Regions from separate parts of the Mus musculus genome. Here region 1 is linked to region 2. The links are chromatin loops, found by intact Hi-C in ENCODE. Cell type or tissue: left cerebral cortex. All regions are shown on one strand. Each heading gives the region's core, and the rest is flanking DNA. Links, peaks and the distances in the headings are about the cores only.

Evidence for each region. Peaks named below come from ENCODE experiments on the same cell type or tissue, not always from the same donor. Only the 100,000 strongest peaks of a DNase experiment are listed, where the experiment ranks them.
Region 1: it touches region 2 in a loop (2.5-fold over the local background); 2 of 42 quality-filtered maps call a loop at or near these places.

Annotation. Positions count from the first base shown.
Region 1 is chr14:121,161,356-121,169,691 of GRCm38, reverse strand. All of the region lies in intron 2 of Farp1 (FERM, RhoGEF (Arhgef) and pleckstrin domain protein 1 (chondrocyte-derived)), which reads right to left. Among named protein-coding and RNA genes, the nearest start is that of B930095G15Rik, 83 kb to the left of the region's middle. In left cerebral cortex, for the core only: a CTCF peak has its summit at 4,373; DNase peaks (open chromatin) are centred at 1,105, 1,229, 3,925, 4,627 and 1 more place; H3K27ac peaks cover 3,918 bases.
Region 2 is chr14:120,990,193-120,998,528 of GRCm38, reverse strand. No RefSeq gene overlaps it. Among named protein-coding and RNA genes, the nearest start is that of Farp1, 41 kb to the left of the region's middle. In left cerebral cortex, for the core only: a CTCF peak has its summit at 7,083; DNase peaks (open chromatin) are centred at 1,249, 3,998, 5,056, 6,963 and 1 more place; H3K27ac peaks cover 2,813 bases.

The DNA.
Region 1 (8,336 bases), core at 235-8,234, 170 kb before region 2:
CCCTGGCGTTCCCCTGTACTGGGGCATATAAAGTTTGCAAGTCCAATGGGCCTCTCTTTCCAGTGATGGCCGACTAGGCCATCTTTTGATACATATGCAGCTAGAATCAAGAGCTCCCGGGTACTGGTTAGTTCATATTGTTGTTCCACCTATAGGGTTGCAGTTCCCTTTAGCTCCTTGGGTAATTTCTCTAGCTCCTCCATTGGGGGCCGTGTGACCCATCCAATAGCTGACTGTGATCATCCACTTCTGTGTTTGCTAGGCCCTGGCATAGTCTCACAAGAGAGAGCTATATCTGGGTCCTTTCAGCAAAATCTTGCTAGTGTATGCAATGGTGTCAGCATTTGGAAGCTGATTATGGGATGGATCCCTGCATATGGCAGTCACTAGATGGTCCATCCTTTCGCCACAGCTCCAAATTTTGTCTCTGTAACTCCTTCCATGGGTGTTTTGTTCCCATTTCTAAGAAAGGGTAAAGTGTCCACACTTTGGTCTTCGTTCTTCTTGAATTTCATGCGCTTGGCAAGGATACAATGTTTTAACCCACACAAACAAAAGTTTCCCCATGGCTTCTTCCTCTACCCACCTTCATTCTTGTTAAGTACTTGGTAGAGTCTGCTCTGACTCAGGGGCCCCATTTCTCTAACTTAAAATCATAGGGTTATTCTAAGGGAGAAATAAGAGCATATTAAGACTTCAGGTTAAGACACTGAATTCGGTGAGTCTCACTGCCTCCTACTTGTGTCATAAATGGTGATTTTCACACCATCTGCTGCTTCCCCCGGTATGCTGTGACTGCCGTGGATGCTTCCAGAACACCACACCAAAGGGCACACACACACAGTGCTCTCTGCAGACCAGGAAATGTCAACAGAAAAACCCCTGCAGGGGAAGATAATTACATTTTCTTCCTACTCTTGGGAAAGCCTTTCCAGGGTCCACCCACCCAGTTTAGTTTGTGCCCCAAAGGGATCTGGTAAGGAACACAGAGGGGATTGTTCCCCCGGAGGACTCTGCTCAAGTGAAGCTTTGTCTCCACATCTTCAAGACACTCTCCAAGAAAATGTGGAGGAAAAACTGGGCCAAAGGGTGCCAACTTGGAGCTGTTTACACAGACCCTTCTTTGAGTAACCAAGATGGAACTGGGAGAGACACTCACTCCAAGGACTTAAGAAATCTGGAGGTCAGTAAAGCCACCACACGCAAAGGCTGAGTAACTAGGGTGAGAAATATGGTGAGGTGTGGAAGGTACCGTGCCAGCTTGAGCGTGAGGGGGAGGTGCCACTAAAGTGTCCCCACAAAGGCCCATGTGCTAACGGCCTGGTTGGCAGTCTGTGGGATGACGGAGATTTTGAGAAGGAAGTTAGGTCACTAGGGACAACACCCTTGAAGGACATACTGAGGACCCTGGTCCTCTTTTCTTTTTCTTTCTTTGCTTCTTGTGCCCCATGCCACATGCCCCATGATAGCACAGATCCAAGTGACCATGGACAGAAGCCCACAAACCTAAGACTAACTCTTTCAGATGATTCTACCAAGCAATTCATCACAACGACCAGGAAGCGTGCAGGGCATGGGGTCTAAGAGAATGATCCAGAGCCTTAAGAGGCAGAATGTGGCCCTATAAAAATCACTCCCTCCAGAAACCTGCCTACCGTGGCGACTGCTCCACACATCTGGGATTCAGATCCACAGGCTCTGCATGCTCGACAAACCATTTTATTGAAAAGCAAAACCTCTGCAGCATCAGGTTTCTATGTGACTATGCATTTGTGCATTACCTGTGTGGGTGTGTACCCGTGTACTCATGGACGTGGGGGCCATAAGTAACATTGAGCATCTTTCTTAATGCTCTCCACCTGTGTTCTTGACAGAGCTGGAACTGAACCAGGATCAACTGATTGGCTAGGATGCCTGACCAATGAGCTACAAGGATCTGCCTCTGCCTCCCTCTTGTGTAGGACTACAGATGTGTGTACCACCATGCTGGCTTTCTATGTCGGTGCTAAGGATCCTGCACTTGTAAGGCGGGTATTTTGTTGACTGAGCCATCTTCCCAGCGACAAGCAGAGGTCAGTTTTGAACACTCAAACCGTATCAAGAATTAGACAAGAATCAGACTGTTGCGTTTATATACACATCCAGAGGTATACATCCTCCCAAACTCCAGTTGGTTTTAAGTTACATCTACGTATCCGCCAAATGACATAATGCACAGGTGCGATCGTTTTGTTTTGTTTTCCCCTTCTTGGTGCTTCCTGCCAGCATATCAAGTAGCCAGTCCTTTGTCTGTCTTGTTGTAATAGAATATTGTGACATGCTCGGTCACGTCACTACTGTACTACTGGCACCTGAGGTGATACCTGCTAAGATTTGAGCATGCTTTTACTACATGTGTTTCTGGGCTGCTCTTTCACATATGCAAGGTATAAACTCCACAGAAAGAACTCAGACCAAAGCCATGGGCCACTGAGACAGAATACAATGTACAGAGAGGCAGGGGATGAAGACAAGCAGCCTTCTGCAAATGGCTCTGTGTGAATTCCTCAGCTGTCTGGTACTCCCTGCATATCTCTAAGTCACAGGCAGAGGCTTCAAGGTCATCAGAAGCCTGTGTCCTTGGCTACCAGAGCACATGGAGGTGTGACCATAGCACTGGGTCTCAGGGCCTGAGGACAGGGGCCTACCTGCTTAGCCATGCATAGTCAGAGGATCTTCTAGAAGCAGAGCTTGGCTGGGAGTGATAAATCACCTTCTCCCAACCTCATTCCTCCAAAGAAAATTTATCTCCATACATCAAAAGTTTGAACTTCACGATAGAATGAGAAGGATATTGGGGGTGTATAGAGAAAGAAACAGAGATGGCTATTTCTTTATCTGTTTATAAAGGCGTACATCTCCTTTCCAGTTCCTTCCCAGACTAATATTAATCTACTTCATGGGTCCCTGTAGCAACACATGCTGATATCCTTAGATATAGGACCTTTAGTGAGATAGCATCTCTCAGGACGGACTAACCACAGTGACAGCCTCCAGAATGGCGCAGGCTCTTCTAGAGTCCCGGGAAAGGAAAAGCACAGGTGTTCCAGCCTGTGGAAATCACGGCTCTTCAGCTGCCTGGGTTGCTGGGGATCCTTAGGGCTCTGCAGCCGCCTGGGTTGCTGGGGGTCCTTAGGGCTCTGCAGCCGCCTGGGTTGCTGGGGGTCCTTAGGGCTCTGCAGCCGCCTGGGTTGCTGGGGGTCCTTAGGGCTCTGCAGCCGCCTGGGTTGCTGGGGGTCCTTAGGGCTCTGCAGCCGCCTGTGTTGCTGGGGGTCCTTAGGGCTCTGCAGCCGCCTGGGTTGCTGGGGGTCCTTAAGGCAGAACTCATCCTGCTGCTTCACTGGCCCAGGTGTCTCACCCCAGACCCGAACACAGCAGAAGCTGACAGGCTGCCAACAGCAGCCGCACCTCTCACAGAATGCTTGTGTGCGACAGTTCAGGTGCATGCCTTTGCCTGTCACAGGAGGCCACCGTGTTTATAAAGCAGTGAGGATTAGCAGGACACTGGCTATATAAAGACAAACAAGGCTTTCCAAGGCAGGGCTAACCCATCTGGATCTTTCATAGTGTACATCTCTAGACTTCAGTCCTTACCATTAGCCAGTGTTAACTTTCTCCCAGCCTAGAAAGGCTTGTTGGAATGACTTGCCCACATGGGTAAATCCCAGGCTGAGCACTTGGCTCTTACTGGCCACTGGATTCACCACCAAGTCTTGGCATAGATGTAACCTGGCATGAAAGTAGATTATGATGGACTGCAGGCTCGGTACCAGTGACAGCTGACAGCTGACACAGAATATTTTAGTACACAGTACTACAAACATTAATGAGTTATAAAATATCATCCCACTGAGTGAAATGGCTCAGACAGGGGAGAGAAAAGGCAGTAGGAACTGCTGTGCCCACAACGCCCAGAAATAGAATTCATAACATATGATGGGCTTAATTAAGACATGTGGGGACTCGGTAAAAATAAATAATTATGTAATGGAGGGGGAAGGCTGTGAAGGCTTAGAACAAACATTTAAGTCCCACACAAGCCAGTATCTCACCCAGCACATACACCTCATTTACTGGATCTCTGGCGGGGGTTCGTCTGGATGCTGCAAGCAGGTGTCACCACCTCTATTGAAAGAAAACAATGCTTGCCTTTGTAAACAAACTGTCAGGTTGACACCACATGCCAGGCATCATGAAAGACATCAAGGGTAAAGTGAAAGAAGACGTCACACCTGTCAGGAGATAATAACATAAGCACATGCACACAATGAAATGAGCACTGGGGGACCCAGGAAATCGCCTCTGAGGTCACAGGAAATAGCCACTGAGGGATACAGGAAATGGCCACTGGGGGACCCAGGACATTGCCTCTGAGGGACCCAGGAAATCATTCCTGAGAGACACAGGAAATAACCACTGAAGGACACAGGAATTAGCCCTGAGAGATGCAGGAAATAGCCACTGCGAGATGCAGAAAATAGCCTCTGAGAGATGAAGGAAATAGCCACTGGGGGAAACAGGAAACAGCCACTGAGGGATACAGGAAATAGTCACTGAGGAACACAGGAAATGGCCACTGAGAGACACAGGAAGTGGTCACTGAGGAACACAGGAAATGGTCACTGAGAGACATGGGAAATAGCCACTGAGGGGCACAGGAAATAGCCACTTAGAGACACAGAAAATAGCCTCTGAGAAACACAGGAAATAGCCTCTGAGAGACACAGGAAATAGTCACTGAGTAGCACAGGAAATGGCCACTGAGGGACACAGGAAATAGCCATTTAGGAACAGAAAGCCTCCCTAGGAAATGCTAGGTTTTAAGTCGATACTGGTAAGCTTAGAGGGAATTTCATAAGCTTCTCAGCCAGTTCGAGAAGGCCCAGTGGGCAAGGTGAGCTAATTGGGTTTTGTGCCAAAGGAGAAGGACACCAACCTGCAGATGTGCATGAATGGATCTAACACATCACCCCGTGCATAATTTAATGTCATTCTCCCTCTGACTCCGAAGATCTTAAGCTCAGAGAAGACAAAATTGTAAAGGTTTTCTACACATTGCAATACATCCCTTTCTATTCTTAAGTGAGAGAGCCGAGTCAGAGAAGATATCGGGCAAATACTAAATAACCAATCAGCCAATCCACCAAGAAGTCTTCTCCTAGGCAAGGAGCGAAAGCAGGATGGTAAGGGAAGCTAAAGACAAGCTGCTATGGGTGACTCAGTGGATAATGGAGAGTAACACAGGCAGCTGGAGACAAGATCACAGATCTTGATGGCTTCCTGGTGACAAGGACAAGAAATCAGGAAAAAGGGAAGAGCTACCAGGGTTCTGGTATGGAGACTTCATGGAGAGAGCAGGAACTCAATGGCAACAGTATTGGAAACAGGAAAGTGGAGATGATTTGATTGTCCACATGGTCATCTAAGGGTTCCTGAGCCGCAAGGGAGCCAAGTGCTCTTCATGAGTCTGTATTAAAATCACCAGGGACCCTGACAGGCATCACCACAGGGGCCTTGAAAACTTGGGTGAAGACATAGAAAGGTGGTGTAGAGTCTGGCTTCAATCTATATTATCGTGAAGACCAGACTTGTCCTGTGCCTGATGATAGCTTAGATCAAGTTCAGTTACTACCATAAACTGCCACAGGAAAGAAACCACAAGCTCATTATGCTATTTGCCATAAAGCTCATCAGTTGCAACCTTGACAGCTATCTATAGCCAAAGCATCAATGAGAAGGTCACCGTGAGGGAAGAGCACGGCAGGGTGCCATCTAGTCTATTTCGAAGCAACAGAAGGTGAAGACAAAATGGGTCACCCAGCTCTCTGAGGTGCTGCTGAGTCTTCATGTCAAGGAGAACACTATGGGGTTTGCATTCTGTGAGAATAAGGAGGCAGACTAGAGGAAGGATAGCATGCACATCTGGATGTCCTGTGTGCACCTGCCTCTGGTTGCCAGTGACACTACTAAACTATCACCCATTTTCCTTGGGGTTTAGAGATGAAAATGCCCCGGGAATTCTGAATGAAATAAACTGAGTAGCTGATCCAGCCAGAAAAGAGAAGTAGCTATGGAAAGGAACCGGTATCTAAGACAGAAAACCAAAAGTAATTCATTTTATGCCAATTACTTTGCACTTGTTTTTATGTATGTATATTGGCAGTATGCACATAGTGCTTACACCTGTGCAGATACATGTGTGAGGGTGTGAATGCATATGTGTGCATGTGAATATGCATATACATGTTTACAACTATTCAGATGCATGTATGAAGGTGTGAATGCATGTATATGCATGTGGACATGCATGTACATGCTTACACCTGTGCAGATGCACATATGAGGGTTTGAATGCATAAGTGTGCATGGGAATATATATATACATGCTTATACCTGATCAGATGCATGTGTAAGGGTGTGAATGCACGTATGTACACGTGGATACACATGTGCATTCTTACACCTGTGCAGATGCATGTATGTAAATGTGGAGGCCCCAGTTTTGGTGTTGGACATCTTTTTTGATTGCTCTCCACTTTACTTATTGAGGCAGGGTGTCTCTCTAAAGCCAGGGCTCACCAGTTCTAGCTGGTCTAGCTAACCAGCTGACCCCAGAGATCCCATCTGCCACTGAGTGCTGTGGTTACAGGTGGCTGCCGTGTCAGCCTGGATTATTCCAATTCATGACAAGATGACAAGGAAGGTGCAGACAAGTGGAACAGAAGAGAGGGCTCCTCCATGTGATAACAAATGAAGGAGAAAGCAAAAAAAAAAAAAAAAACAACAACAACAACAAAAAAAAACAACCACATGAACCATTAACCATTTTATACTAGAAATCATTCCTAAATAAGGACACACGCACCGCTGCAACCTGGCGCCACTTTATCAAATGAAGACACGAGAAAGCGAGCATTAGAGTTGTGCTTCAGAAACTATGACAGCAGTCACGATACCTTTCTGATAAGCCTAGCAGCATGAGAGCAGCTCTCCAAGTCATGATACTGTGACCTCTTCCCTCTGACCAGACAGAAGAGAGTTCTGGGAGACTCAGCGAGGTGAGAGTCACCAGCCAGCGGCTGGCACTGAGAGAGAGTTCCCTCTACCCTGCTTTTATCCCAAACTCGCTCAATTGCCCTGACGCATACTCGGGGCCTCTGGATATTCAAAACCAACTCTCAGTTCACCAGGAAATGAAACAGGGGAAGAGAGAGAGTTGGCAGTTCAAATGAGTAATTGGAATTGGTCGTTCTAGAAGTCTAGTAACATCTAGTGTAAGGGCAATCTGCACATTCAACTAATGCCATGAACTTATTGTTAACCTCCCCAAGGATCCATGCTTCTGATATTAAAGTCAGGTTTCCACGGGTGTGCATGCATAGTGTAGTGTGTGTGTGTGTGTGTGTGTGTGTGTGTGTGTGTGTGTGTGTATTCAGGTGCCATATCCCTTGGAGCTGAATTTATAGATGGTTCTGAGCCCTCCAACTTGGGTCCTCTGAAGAGAAGTATATGCTCTTAACTGCAGAGCCATCTCTCCAGCCCAAAGTAACATTTTAATTGCATTTCATTTAAATGTAAGCCACTACCCATCGAAGCTGCACTGCCATATCGGACAGGACAGACTTGAAGGAGACAGCTTACCTTCTTAGGGAGCACCCTTCCCGAACTGGAGATGCTGAGAAATTTTAGCATTTATTGTACTATGTTAAGTGCAGATCCTTAAATGTACTCATCAAGAACACAAAGGTATGTGTAGGGGGTGGGGGGCATGTCCATCAAATAAGCTAATTCATTGTTCTTCACCACCATAAGCACATTGTTTGCACGACTCTTAGTCACTGTGATAAAATACCCGATGTGAACAACCTTGGAGGTTGAAGTATTTCAGCTCAGTGATGGAGGTATCCCTCCCCATTCCTCGGCTCTGCTCTCTCTGAGCTTTTATGGTAAAGCAGAGTACCACAGTGGGAGAAACAAGATACACACACACACATATCCTGCAAAGATACACCCGAAAGCCCATGTCAAGCTGGGCCGCACCTTCTAGTCTTCACTATTTACCAATAATGCAATTATATTATGATTTTCTCATGAGATTAACACACTGATTAGGCCAGAAGCCCCAGGATCCAATTATGTCCCCCAAATTCCATCAACTGGCAACCAAGCCTTCCCTACATCAGCCAAGAGAGATACTGTGTATCAAACGGACCAGTGGTGCTATAGATTCCGGGAATCTCCAGGTAAATGCATAAGCTACTTAGAAAAGGCAAGGCCTTTAAACTCTTTCCCTCAAA
Region 2 (8,336 bases), core at 43-8,042:
GGTGCACAGGTGCATCCAGGCAGGTACGCGCGCACGCACGCGCGCACACACACACACTCTCTCTCTCACACACTCACACTCACACACACGCACACTCACACACACACACTCACACACATACACACTCTCACTCACACCCTCACTCACATACACACACTCACACATACTCACACACTCTCACACACACTCATAGTCACACACACACTCACACATACACACACACTCACTCACACACTCACACACACACTCTCTCATACACACTCACACATACACACTCACACACACTCACACACATACACACACTCACACACACATACACACACACTCACACACACACACTCTCTCACACACACACGCACACACATCAATAAATAAGTAAATGTGAAGAACTTTTGTCAAGGGCTTTATTTTATTTTTTTCAAAGTCCTGGAATTTCACCTTATTTCCATTTAAAGGAACGGACACATTTATGGTGACTTAGCATCTTCCCTGTATTTTTTAACATAAACTGGAAATGTTAATGATAATGTAGGTGTCTTGCGTGGGGGTATGAGAGTGGAAGTCATTCAGAGCAGAGATGCAATTATTGATGAATCATGACATAATTCTCTCAGCATGCTAACACAGTAGATTCTAGGCCCTTGGTATCAAAATCATGACGACTGCCCACGCTTTAGAGGTGCTGAAAGGAGAAACCCACCCCCAAAGCTGAGAGTTATCGTCCTCAAATTAAACCTCATAAAGCATAAAACTGCTTTTTAAGTTCTTTCATTTCTTTCAGCCTCTACTCCCACTTCAAAGGCAGTGGAATAATTTAACACTTCCTGTGAATATTTAAGTTAGATTATAAGTGTGTTAATATGCACTCATATTAAAGGAATGGAAGTTCGAACTAAAATAAAATTAGCCTCTAAAAAGAATGAGGAGAGAGATGTGGTAGTGCACACCTTTAATCCCAGTGCTGGGAAGGCAGAGGCAGGTAGATCTCTGTGAGTTAGGCCAGCCTGGTCTATACATTAAATTCCAAGCCAGCCAGCACTATAGGCTAGACCATGCTTCGTGAAATAAAAATTAAATTAAATTGAAATTTTAAAAACTTCATAAGAAACAAGGATATAACTGTTGGCTAGGGGAAGAAAAGAAAAGAAGGGAAGAGAAAAGAAGCCAACATTTCTTTCTGATCTGGACTTGTAGTTCTGTCTTTCTGTTCTAAAATGAGCCAACAGCAGGCTTTGTGAGCAGCCTTTGGGTTCCTGGTTTGAAGCAGAAGAAATCACAAGTGCTGGTTCTGAGATGGAAATTCACTAAGAGCCTTACAACCTGCCTGGAAGGAGCTAACACTGACAAAGACGAACTAGGCCAGCAGCACTGGGGTGAGCCTCGCTGGAGAGGTAAAAACCAGTCCCCCAAGTACAAAGGCTGACCTAATTTCAAGGTAGGTCGATAATGAAACATTGTCTCATACCCAGAGAAAACAACATCTGTATTCAGATGAGTGGCATGGAAACAGTGAATATTTTTAAGACCTTAGGAGAAGACTATTAAATATTTAAGAATGGCTTGCTATTTAGGAGTGGAGTGGTTCTGCTTGGTGAAATACATGCTTAATTGTTCTCAAAGGTTATTGTGGGGTTTTTGTTGTTGTTGTCGTCGTTGGTTTGTTTTTTAATCAATCTAGACTTCTACTTTAAAACTGATTTAGGAGACTGGCTGTCTCAAGCCTATTCTAAGAGGAGCCAGGTTCCCCCAGAAAGCCAAGGGAGTGAGGATTACATGATTCAGTACAAGAAAGTGATGGGGACAGGGTATAATTCCATTCCACCTTGATCCACCACCTCCAGCACAGTTATCTGCACGGCCACCAAGGGCTTCTATTTTGATGATGCTGTTCAAGGAGCCATACTGAGTTATGCTGCAGTATCTTAGAGGATGTGTTACTGGTATTGGTTGTTATGTGCCCCATGGGCCCTAACGCAAAATGATGAGCAGATGTGTCTGAGACCTGATTTTAAATCTACTGTAGAATTGTAATGCACCTACCTGCTCAGCCACTGCAGAGGGTGCATAAGAAGCTTGGGGTCTAAGACCAGCAGAAAATACAGATATTACATTGTGAGTCACGACGATTCATGTTGAGGTCACCACAACACGAGGAGCCAGATTAAAGGATCACAGCTTTAGAAGCGGCGAGAGCCACTGGGACAGAGGGTTTGTTGGCTCATTCATTTATTCTACTTTCATTATGGAAATTTTCAGACATACGCATCAGGGAGAGTCATATCATGAACCACCCATCCATCAATCATTCCACCTATACCCGATTCAGCCCCCTCCCCAGGTATACACAATTACTTTGAGGAAAACACTAGATATCACCTATTTGCATCTATAAATACTTTAGTCTATTTTATATATATGTATGTACATACATGTATGTGTGTACATACATGTATGTTACATGTGTGTACACATACAAGGCAATTTTGAGATGTGATCATAGTATCTTTATTTTAACCAAAAAAAAAAAAATTACATTGATACTTTGCTTGGTGTTTGTTTCATAAATGTTTTAGGTAGTTGATTTGAGGTAGGATCCAAACAAGGTCTGAGTGTTATTTATTTATTTATTTATTTATTTATCTATTTATCTATTTATGAGACAGGGTCATGTAGCCTAGACTGGCTTGGAACTTACAATGTAGTTGAGATGAGATGACCTTGGATTTCTGACCTCTATAGTCTCCACCTCCTCAGTGCTGGGATTCAGAGCCTGAGCCCCATGCCCAGGCAGTTTATCTGGTCCTGGGGATTGAACCCAGGATGCTATGCATCATAGGTAAGAACCAACTGATCCGCATCCCCAGCCCTGAACATAGCTTCATATTGCTATGCCTTTTCTTTTTCTTTTCTGCGGCCCTGGGGTTGAGTTAGGCTACACTGGATGCTCTGCACTGACCAGGCAAGGGCTGTGTCTCTGAGCTACATCCCTAGCCCAGGCAAGGGCTGTGTCACTGGGCTACAACCCTAACCCAGGCAAGGACTGTGTCACTGAGCTACATCCCTAGCCCAGGCAAGGGCTGTGTCACTGGGCTACAACCCTAACCCAGGCAAGGGCTGTGTCACTGAGCTACATCCCTAGCCCAGGCAAGGGCTGTGTCACTGGGCTACAACCCTAACCCAGGCAAGGGCTGTGTCACTTCTTTTAAGGAAAAAAAAAAAAAAAACCTATATATTCTTTCTTATTTTTTTTCCTACAGATTTTTTTTTCCATTGTGAAGGAACCAGGCCATTTGCTTGGATAGCTTCCCACATTTTTATTTTGCTGACTACATCTTCATGGTATTAGCGAGCTGTTCTAACTCCAGAATTTCCGGTAACCAGCAATTAAATTTAAAGACTAGATCTAATTCAGGTCAGTTTTGGAGGCAGGAAGAGGATATTGTAATGTCTGGCAGGACCTAGATCATCTCTGGTCTCTTTTTGCATTCTGTGCCCATTAGAAACTCTTTATTTGCAAACGTTTGAATTTAACTGTATATTTTTAGATGTGGTAATTTAATTCCATGTATTTAAAAATCTAATTTATTGATCAACTCAGGCTGTTTTTATTTTTATTGTTTTAAAAATATTCATTTTTATGTGTATGAGTGTTTTGCTTTGCAAATGCCTGTCATTGGTAGAGGCCAGAAGAGGAGGTCAGATTCCCTGGAGATGGACTTACAGACAGATGCATGCCACCATATAGGTTTGGGAACCAAATCCAGGCTCTCCGCAAGAACAGCAGAGAGCCAGAGCCACCTCTCTAGCCTGCTTTTATTGGCTTGTTTATCTGCTTACTACAGGGTTTCTTGTTACTGGTGTGGACCTCAAGTTTTCTATGTAGCTGATGATGAGCTTGGACTCCTGATCCTCTTGACTACGTTCTGAGTGCTGGGGTTACAGGCGTGAGCCCCCAGAGCCCTGGCTCTCGCTGTGCATTTTACATAAGAGTCTTCATCTTGTACAGATGCAGCCGAACTATTTATACACACTCCAGTTCTACCGTCCCTTCATTTATGGAAGCTGAAGCTGAAAGGGATGTACCCTGAGGAGCACAGCTCACGGTAGAAAGGTAGGCAGCGATCCCAATGAGGTGCCTCATACCTGGAGTCCCAGAGCTTCAGAGGTAGAGAAGGCAGAAGGACGGACAAAAGCTGGGTGAATGTTTGATCTTCAACACAGAGTTCCAGGGCAGCCAAGGTCAGGTAGAAAGACTGTCATGGCAACAGGGGTGGACATGCAGCCAGCTATTGAATATAGGATTCTCAAAACTGGAGGACTCAAAGACCTGGATATAAATCTCATAAGGCCACCGCAGGAGGATAAGCATGCCTTTATTAAAGGGATAATTCACGGGTCCTGAGACCCACAGCAAATGTAACACGTTAATAACTTTTTTTAAATTTTTATTTTTTATAATTAACCAATCAGATTTATGTATCAATAAATTCTGACTTTACAAGATGCCAATACAATAATCTCAGAGCCAATTGATAATGATAAAAGATTTATCCCAATTATTTTAACTTTATGATACCATAACTATCTATGGCTGGTTAAAGCCACACTGGCTCACATCTGCCACCATCTTGGCCTTCCTCCTCTCTCGAGTTAATAATTTATAAGCAGCAATTCTCCTCATTCCTAGTAGATAGCTTAGTGTGTCTTTAATGAAACGCACTGGGTAAGGCCACAGCCACACAGCTCTCTGGAGAAAGCTAGTCAATGGTCCTGAGTCTGGCCATGGGAACTCAAGGCTGATTTAACCCCGGCTGGACTGTGGTGCTGTTTTGTGTCTTAGGATGCTTTGACCTCCCTTAGAGTCTCAGAGATCTGGAGTCAGCTGCCCCTCCCTCAGATGCCTCACTCCTGGTGGGAGCAGCTTGCCTGTGGTAGGAGGAGAAACTCCTTAGGTTCTGCAGCTGGACCTACGGCTCAGTATAACATCAAACAGCTTAGTGAGAAGCAGCTTGCACATTTATTTGATATTTTCATGCAGACATGGGGCTTTTGGAATAGATGTGAAGATAAAAATAAGACATGAGGCTCGAGAGTTTCCGTAGTTCTCTGCACGGTGCGTGATAAACTGTGGGGCTGTGACAAGATAAACTGTGGATGGTAATGAGCATATCCGTGGAAGGAATCAGAGGGAAACATGGGTGATTTTAGAAAGTAGACTTGTATAGGTCTGTGTGTCAGTGGTTTCTCTATTGCTGTACACAACACAACAACCAAGGAAATGACAGCTTACAAAGGAAAGTATCTAATTGGACCTATGGATTCAGAATGTTAGAAACCATGATGGTCGAGCAAAGACCCTGGGGACTATGTAAGGCTTTTTGAAACTTCAAAGCCACCCCATGACACACCTCCTAATCCTAATCCTTTCCAAACAGTTCCACTAACTGGGGACCAAGTATGAGCCTATGGGAGCCGTTCTCATTCCAACATCACGCTCCACTCCCTGGTCTCCAAAGGCTTCCAGTCATATCATAATGTAAAATGCATTTACCCAACTGCAAGCGTCTAAAATTCCAAAGATCAAGGTCTCTTCTGAGCCTAAAGGGAATCTCGTAACAATAACTCCTTTGTAAAATCAAAATGCAAACTTCATGTTTCCAACACACAGCAGCACAGAATATACACACTACCATTCGACAAGGGAGGGAAGGAACCACAGTGAGGCAATACCGAACCAAAGCCAGACTGACACTCAGCAGGACAAGCCAATCCTGTGGTTCTACGTGCTATGTCAAAGGGCAGCTCTGCCCTCCCAGCTTTGCTGACAGCAACACGCTTCTCTCTCATGGGCTGGTGACACTCTCAGTCTGCAGCTGTCCTCGGCATACGTCACACGGCTCTAACATCTCCCGCATCTCCGCTTCTTCAACATGATCCAGACTTCAACATCATCCAGGCTTTGCACAGAGGTCTCTCAGGCTCTGGAGCCCTCCCAGGACCTTCAATCAAGAACTGCCCTGCCATAAACATCCTGGTATCCATGGCTCTCTTTAACCATGGAGGAACAGCCCACAACTGCTTTACTCTAGAATCCCTCGTGACTCTAAAGCCAGAACCACATGGACAGCATTCCCAAGGTCCGCCGCCCCTCAGGACGGACAGCCAGCATTGCCGAGGTCTGCTACCCGTCGGGACAGAGGCTGAGTCACGTTTGCAGCAGCTTTCCTTCCTTGTTGCTTTTCAGGAGCAGAGAATTCCTTCTACATTTTCCCTTTCACAGGTTGGAAGCTCAGCCTGGTGGGGTCCTGCCTTGAGGTCACCCCTCCTTTTATCCCAATGCAGATTGCTGCTGCCACCCACCACCACCCCATACCTTGATCTCTTTATCTCTTTCAGCACAAGCCTTGGCCCCATCATTAAATTTCCTAGTCTTTTATTCTTCAAATTATACATTTTATATTTCTCTTTGACCCACTTGCTCTTTCTTCATTGTAGACCTGCTTAAGAATGGTTGCTAATGACCATGTACGAGTCAGTATTAGGCTGTCTTGAAATCTCTTCTACCAAAGAAATTAGCCCATTACTTTCTAGTGGGAAGTGCTTAGGGAAAGGACAGAACGCAGCCACATCCTTTGCCAAAATATTACAGGGATACCCTCTAGCCCAGTTGCTTATTGTTCCCCTTTGAAACCACTTGATCTGGACCTCCACCGTCTGAATAGATCTCAACACTAGTGTCTGCCAAGAGACTGCCAGGATGACCCATTAAGCTCTGCTTTCAACATTCAACAACTTTCCTAGTCCAAAGTTCCAAAGTCTTCCACACTTTTCCAAAAAAGCATCGTGCTCAGGCCTGCCAGAGCAATCGCCCACTCCCTGCTAAGATGAGTTGTGTAGGGGACCCATGGAGGAGTTAGGAGGAAATAAAGGCTATTTTAGAAAATAAGCTCATATAGACCCTTTACGTGTCCAATCCCAGTCACAGTAGTGAGACCATCCTTTTAAAAATTGTGTTACTTTAAAATGATATGTGTGTGCATATGGGCGGTGATGGTGTGTGTGTATGGGAGGAAGGTGCCTGCAGAATCCAGCAGGGTGTGCTAGATCCTGTCTGAGCTGGTGATCCATTGCTGTGAAAAATACATATGACTGTGGCAACTCCTGTGAAAGAAAACGTTTAATTGGGGCTTCTCTACGGTTTCTGAGGTTTAGCTTACAATCATCACGGCAGGAAGCATGGTGGTGGACAGGCAGACATGGTGCCAGAGAAGTAAGCTGAGAGTTTTACATCAAGATCCACAGGCAGCAGGAAGAGAGAGCCTCTAGGCTTGAAATGGGCTTTTGAAGCCTCAAAGCCCACCCCCAATAACATGCTCCCTCCAACAAGGCCACACCCACTCCAACAAGGCCACACCCACTCCAACAAGGCCACACCCACTCCAATAATCGTAATCCCTCTCAAATAACGCCACTCTCTGATGACTAAGCATTCAAATATATGGGTCTATGGGAGCCATTCCTATTCTCACCATCCCCTGGAGCAAAGGTTATAGGCAGTTATAAGTCTCCAACCCTGTGTGCTGGGCCTGAAGGTAGATGCTCTTCAAAAGAAATGTGTGCTGTCAGCTACTGAGCCTTCTCCCTGGGCCCCATTTCTTTCCTCCTGGCACAGAGTGGGCACCTTCCTCATGGCCGTTTGCTTCTATTCTTTTTCAAGTACCTTATGCTCAGCAGAGTCAGGGGCCAACATGGCGTGCCGTGGGGTGGGGTATGGACAGAGCAGAGGATCTTCTTCTCCCTGCTGTTACCTTGTCATCAAAGCAAAAGACTCCTTTCTGTGTCTCTAGAAGGTATGGGATCGTTGGGCCTGGTGACAGGAGCCTGTGACCCCAGTTTCTCAGGAGGCTGAACTAGAAGGATGTCACCTACATGGTGAGTTCAAGGCCAGCTTGAGCAACTTCATAAGCTTTGTCTGCAGTAAAGAGAAGGTAGGTGTACTTGGGCAGCATGCACAGATGTGGGTTCCCTGAGTACCACCATTGAAACAAAACAATAGCTCCAACGTTTTGAGATTTCCCCTACATGCCACAAAAGCCAGAATTCCATAACTTCCACTCTGACTCTCAACCTAGGGAAGCCCACAATCCCTAGGCTGTGGGCTCAGCCCTAAGGTCACCTGTACTTCAAAAGGCACTCTACAAGTCCCCAAGCTATTTAACGTGCTTTTGGGTACAACAACTGGCTGTAAATGGAGGAACCCACAGCCCTCTCCTCATGTTCTAATATTGCTCAACGGGCTCACAGAATTCAGGAAGGCATTTGTGTTTCTGATTCAT